Linked DNA regions of Homo sapiens: region 1 is linked to region 2. A link is a loop called in an ENCODE intact Hi-C map of the cell type or tissue named here. Cell type or tissue: heart right ventricle. All regions are shown on one strand. Links, peaks and the distances in the headings refer to the core of each region. The heading gives the core; the rest is flanking DNA.

What was found. Hi-C counts contacts between places; a loop is a spot of excess contacts. Peaks named below come from ENCODE experiments on the same cell type or tissue, not always from the same donor. Only the 100,000 strongest peaks of a DNase experiment are listed, where the experiment ranks them.
Region 1: a loop joins it to region 2, with 2.7 times the contacts of the local background. A loop is called at or near these places in 10 of 110 quality-filtered maps.

The regions. Positions count from the first base shown.
Region 1 is chrX:71,453,517-71,456,433 of GRCh38, forward strand. It overlaps TAF1 (TATA-box binding protein associated factor 1), which reads left to right. Exons shown (of 38, transcript NM_004606.5): 33 at 654-721; 34 at 1,225-1,341. Among named protein-coding and RNA genes, the nearest start is that of OGT, 78 kb to the right of the region's middle. In heart right ventricle, for the core only: no CTCF peak of the experiment used is centred there; no DNase peak of the experiment used is centred there.
Region 2 is chrX:71,543,570-71,546,486 of GRCh38, forward strand. It overlaps OGT (O-linked N-acetylglucosamine (GlcNAc) transferase), which reads left to right. Exons shown (of 22, transcript NM_181672.3): 4 at 998-1,066. Among named protein-coding and RNA genes, the nearest start is that of OGT, 12 kb to the left of the region's middle. In heart right ventricle, for the core only: no CTCF peak of the experiment used is centred there; no DNase peak of the experiment used is centred there; H3K27ac peaks cover 1,827 bases.

The DNA.
Region 1 (2,917 bases), core at 300-2,799, 90 kb before region 2:
CTGTCTCAAAATAAAAACAACAGCCTGCACCAGAGTGTTATATTAATTGTGTTAGTTGGTGAACCTACAATGACATATCATTATCACCCCAAGTCCATGGTTCATTCTTGGTGGTGGTATACATTGTATGGGTTTTGAAAAATGTATAATGACATGTATCCACCATTATATTATCAGACATAATTGTTTGTTAAAAGCATCCTTAGGATGGGCACAGTGGCTCATGTCTGTAATCCCAGCACTTGGGGAGGCTGAGGGGGGCGGATCACTTAAGGCCAGGAGTTCAAGAGTAGCCTGGCCAACATGGTGAAACCTAGCAACACATACTGAACAATTTTTAGAGGAAAATTGTTATGATGCTGGAATTTGCTTCAAAACAATTTGAGAAGAGTCTGAAAATTGAAGTAAATGAAACAAGATTGACTGTGTGTTAATCATTGAATCTGGCTAGTGAGTACATGGGAGTCCATTATGTTAGTGTTGTATTGCATATGTTTGGAATTTTCTGCCTCTGAAAGTAGAACAAGAGTCCAAGTTAAAGCTGAGGCATGGTTTTTCTAGGTCTAGGATAATGGGACACACTGCTGATGACAGAATGTAAAATTCTGGAACAAGTCTGCAAAGATAATGGCACTTTCTTATTTTATTTATAGGACCTGAGAGTCAGTATACTAAGACTGCCCAGGAGATTGTGAACGTCTGTTACCAGACATTGACTGAGGTAGGTGGTAAAGATGGAGGTCCTAAGCCTGGGCAACATAAGGAGACCCCATCTTTACAAAAAAAGATTTAAAAATTAGTGGGGTCTGGTGGTACACAGCTGGGACGTGTGGTCCCAGCTACTCGTCTGAGGTAGGAGAATCATTTGAGCCTGGGAGGTCAAGGCTGCAGTGAGTCATGACCATATCTCTGCATTCCAGCCTGGGCAACAGCAAAACCCTGTCTCAAAAAATAAAAGAGGTCTCCTTGGGATCTAGCTTTTTGAAATCCTGTTCCCTTGAATGAGGAGCTTTCCCTGATTATCCTATTTTAAAATGTAGTATTCCCTACCCCCCAACTCCGCATCCCCTGTTTCCTTCCCTGCTTAATTTATTTTGATTATTATCTGTGTCCTGCCACTAGAATATAAGCTCCATGAAGATAGATATTTTTGTCTTTTGTTTACTTTTGTATCCCCAGTACTTAAAATACATGTTGAATGAATTTATTTTCTTTGTTTCTCAGTATGATGAACATTTGACTCAACTTGAGAAGGATATTTGTACTGCTAAAGAAGCAGCTTTGGAGGAAGCAGAATTAGAAAGCCTGGACCCAATGACCCCAGGGCCCTACACGCCTCAGGTGAGTCTGAGGACTAAGTACTTCCTCATATAGTTTTCTTATTGGTTTGGGAAATTGGGAGCATGTTAACAAATCCGTTTACTGAGATACCATTCTTCTCTGTCCTTCCTCTTCATATGCCTTTCGTGTGCTTTCTTGTCTTCTCAAAGGCTAAGGTGAGTGAGGGCCATGGGTCTTGGTGGCCTTGAATCCAGAAAAGGCAGCTGTGGGATGAATGAATGGGGTGGGGCCTTAGTTGTTTAGGCAGTGTTTGGGAATATCAGATCCCTGACCCAGCCATCCTCTGGGTCTCGGGAATTTTCTTGTCCATGAATTTTGGGACTCTAGAACATCCCTAGAGTGTAGACTTCTCAGTTACAGACATGGGCCATATTGTTCCTGTGCCTTACAGACACTTGATTACTCATTCCCTCAGAGATATCTCAGTGTAGCTCAGAAGTCACCCATTTTCCTGGATTGACTCCTAGTAAATGAAGAAAGGTAGTATTAATAATGTTCTTAAATGTTCATGTCAAAAGAATGAGAGAGCAGGATAAATAAGAAATTTTTAGTCTTCCTGGTCTAACTGAACCCTTGAAATACACTAAGAGTATATTTCCTCCATACTGTACTCTTAGAGGGTTGGCATATTTGAAGAATAGGACTTAACAGAATATCACTGGTGCTTGGTTTCTGTATTGGAGGCACTATGGTAGGGTGGAAAGTACATAAGAATTGACATAAAGCAGGCCTGGGTTTGAGTCTTAGTTCTCCTGCTGTCTAGCTTTGTAATCTTGGAAAGTTAACCTCTCTCACTTAGTTTCCTTTTCTCTGAAATCTTTTCAAGATTGTTGTAAACATTAAATGAATTAATTTAATTTGCCTGACACATCTTTATCTGTTCTCTGAGACCCTTTCAAATTTAATCAAATATTTTAATGCAGAACTCTGCCAATTCCCACAGGAAAATTTTTTTTCATTCTATCCAGGTTTCCCTCTGAACTGATAATGCAACCTATGTGACCTCTGTTGGATTATTGCTGTCTCTATATCTCGTTCATGCACTATCCCTATCTATCTTTTACTCTCTCTTTCATCTCACAACCTAGGTTACTGAGGGGCCAGGTATAAAAGAACCCTCAGATACTTCTTCAAGGTCCAGAACAAGGAAAGGCTCTTGGAGTGTGTGGGCAGATTGGGTCAAGGGGGCTTGGGTGAGTGATGTTGCCCAGGAAGGCCCTATTTGCTAATAGGCCCACAGCTTCCACAAGGTACTTTCTGGTAAGTTAAAGCCTGGGTATTAGCCATCATTCCCCAGGAGAGTCTAGCCATTGAATGGCACATGGTTTGCTCATTTCTAGGACAGCCTAAGCCTAGTCCTTTGGTGAGTCAAAGCCTTAGACCCCAAAGTCACCTTCCTTTCTTCACTACGTCTCCCAGACTACCTCAAATGGCTAAGGACAACCTGTTAGCTATTTCTCTCTTGAGCATTAGCTGTCATTTGGTGCAGTTAGAGGGTTTCCTATGAAGAGTAGGATTAGATAGTACTGCTTCATTATTCCAGTTCACCTTTTCATCATTCCCTTCACTCACAAAC
Region 2 (2,917 bases), core at 162-2,661:
AAATGAAGTCAGAGTTTCTAAATATGCCTGACAGCCTAAGGGTAGGTTTGCTCATAGGTAGTCATTTGCTAAATATGTTTTTTTCCACTCTGGAAAATTTTCGGTCCTTGATACAGAAGTGATTCATCATAACCTTGAATAACATAGTTGGACAAATATTTGAGATGTGTGTGTGTGTGTGTGTGTGTGTGTGTGTGTATATATATATATATATATATATATATTTCCTTTTTTTTTTGAGACAAGAGTCTCTGTCGCCCAGGCTGGAGTGCAGTGGCACGATCTCGGCTAACTGCAGTCACTGCCTCCTGGGTTCAACCGATTCTCCTGCTTAAGCCTCCCAAATAGCTGGGATTACAGGCACACGCCACCATGCCCAGCTAATTTCATATTTTTAGTAGAGATGGGGTTTCGCCATGTTGGCCAGGTTGATCTCGAACTCCTGACCTCAGGTGATCCTCCCACCTCGCCCTCCCAAAGTGTGGGGATTACAGGCATGAGCCACCACGCCCGGCCTGATATATATATTTTTAATGTGACTGACATTTGGGGAGGAGAGAAAGAAGCTCTAGTAAGGTCCCATAGTATTTTATGTGAAGCTAATGGGGCCAAATGCATTTCAACATTCAGAATTTTTAGGATATTAGAAAGATAATACCATATATAAAACACCCAGAAAAGTCTGGAGCAGCACCTTTTAGTAAAACACATTTATATTTCTGCAGCAAAAGACAGTATTCATACTAAGTGAGATAATTAAATTCTATAAATAGTTTCATGTCACCTCAAGTCAGGTTTAACCCTCAAATGAGTTTTTGGAACTTTTTGGGATTTGGAATTGTGGATGAGGGGTTGTGGTCCTGCACTGAAGTTTGTCAGGCAGTATCTTTAGTTGATAGAATAAAATGGCAGGGAGCTAGATGCTTAAAAGTGATTTCAAGATATTTTTAATTGACAAAGCAGAGTATAATTAATGACAGCGTCTCTGGGTTTCTAGGATTTGTACTGTGTTCGCAGTGACCTGGGGAACCTGCTCAAAGCCCTGGGTCGCTTGGAAGAAGCCAAGGTAGGTGTTTGATAGAACACATTTAAACATCAGTATTATGAAAACTTGTACTTTTTGCCAAGTCTTCAACTCTTCATTGAGCTATCTTCACAAAACAGTCCTTTGAAACTGAGGAAAACTGACGGCACGAATCGCCTCAGAATAGAGCAGGGCCAGGCTTTGGCATATCTGTTCTAAATCTGGGGGTAAAGCAAGAACCTGAACATTTTGGAGCCTTTCTGCTGAGCTAGACCATCTTTATAACACTGGGCTCCGTCATGATCTTATGTGGGAATAAATAACATTCCTTCAAATCTGAGGCTTGCCTGCTGGTGACAAGCAGAGCGCCTGTGATTTGGCTCAAGACTCCTATATGATGCAGGTGCCATTGAAAATGCTGCTCTTCTAAGTCCTTTGTGGCTTGTAAGTGGAGAAGAATTTCATCCAAATGTTACCCTGTAATACTGGCATTTAAAATTCTTATTTAACCTTCCTCCCTTCATCTTCCTCACCCTTTTTACAGTGGAAGAAAGGCTGTTAAAATGATTACAAATTAATAATTGGAACATCCTGTCCCTTGTCCCCACTCCCTTCCCAAGTTCCTTTTTCCTCTTTTCCAATCCTAGTTGTCTACCTTCTTTTCTTCCTCATTTCCTTCTTTTATTCCTCCCCACCCCAACCCCTTAAAAAAAAGGTCAGAAGGACAAAGCTGGTTTGTTTGGGAAATGGACTGATCGAAAGAAAACTTGCCAAAGTGGAAAGGTGGCTTTTAGCATTCTGTGTTTCCAAATAATGAATTTGAACACCAGGTTGGGTTAATTAAAGCTTTTGGTATAATTTAAAATTAAATTTATAAATGCAGTTGTCTTGTTACAAGCCACCTTACGCAACCGCGCTGCAGGGGTGAGGAGTGGGGAGAAACCAGAATGCTTCTGAAACTCCCACCTGTTGCTCTGAGCCCCACGCGCATGCTAATGCGTGGAGTGTATGCGCAGAGTAGCTGTCTGTTTGACTGCTTCATCCAGGGAGGGAGAAGGCTTTTCAGCACCATCTAATGTTTTAAAAGGCACTAGTTTTAAGTGCACAGCTCATAAATTCTGCTGACATTTTGGATTAACCTTATGTAGGTTGCCAGCTAATGAATTGTAATTGATTTCAATCTTAGCTGATAAATCTAATTGGTAATTTATAGAACAAATATTTGATAAGCTCCTATTAATTGTCACCCCACCAAGCGGACAGCTAACATGAATTGCACTTCACTGCAGCTTTAGAGATCGGTTTAGGCTGAGACATTGCGCCTGCCTTAGGTTGCTGACTTCTTTATTTCAGAGCTCTGGAGACACCTAGTTTGAAAAATGTTATTCTGTTTTTTTGTGAGAACTTAGTAAACAAGAAAATACTCTTGAGTGAAATGCAATGTATTTCTTTTGTAATCAGTGCATTTGAAAATTCAAGCCAGCATATTCCTAGTAGATGGAAGCAAAATTAAGTTGTCTTTGTAGAAAATGAAGAGCCTTTCTTCCAGCAAAAATCCCTGCTGTATGCAATAGCCCTGATTAACCCTCTCCCTTCTGCATGTTTCCCATATTACAGACTTGAGACTGTCCTCATTCCCATATGTAATAGACATCCAAAGAATTTCAATTGCTTTGTTGAACTTTTACTAATGATCTTGTTTTTATTTTCTCTCTTGTTTTTGGTTTTTCACCATTGATATTGTATTTAGAAGGTTTCAGGTGGGTGAAACCTCCTATTCCATGCGTAAGGTGCCTCGCTGAAGGGAGCTCGAGGCCTGGATCTAGGGCAGACACACAACCTCCTCCTCCTCTTCCAGCAAGGAACGCACCGAAAAGTCACATGATGAGAAAT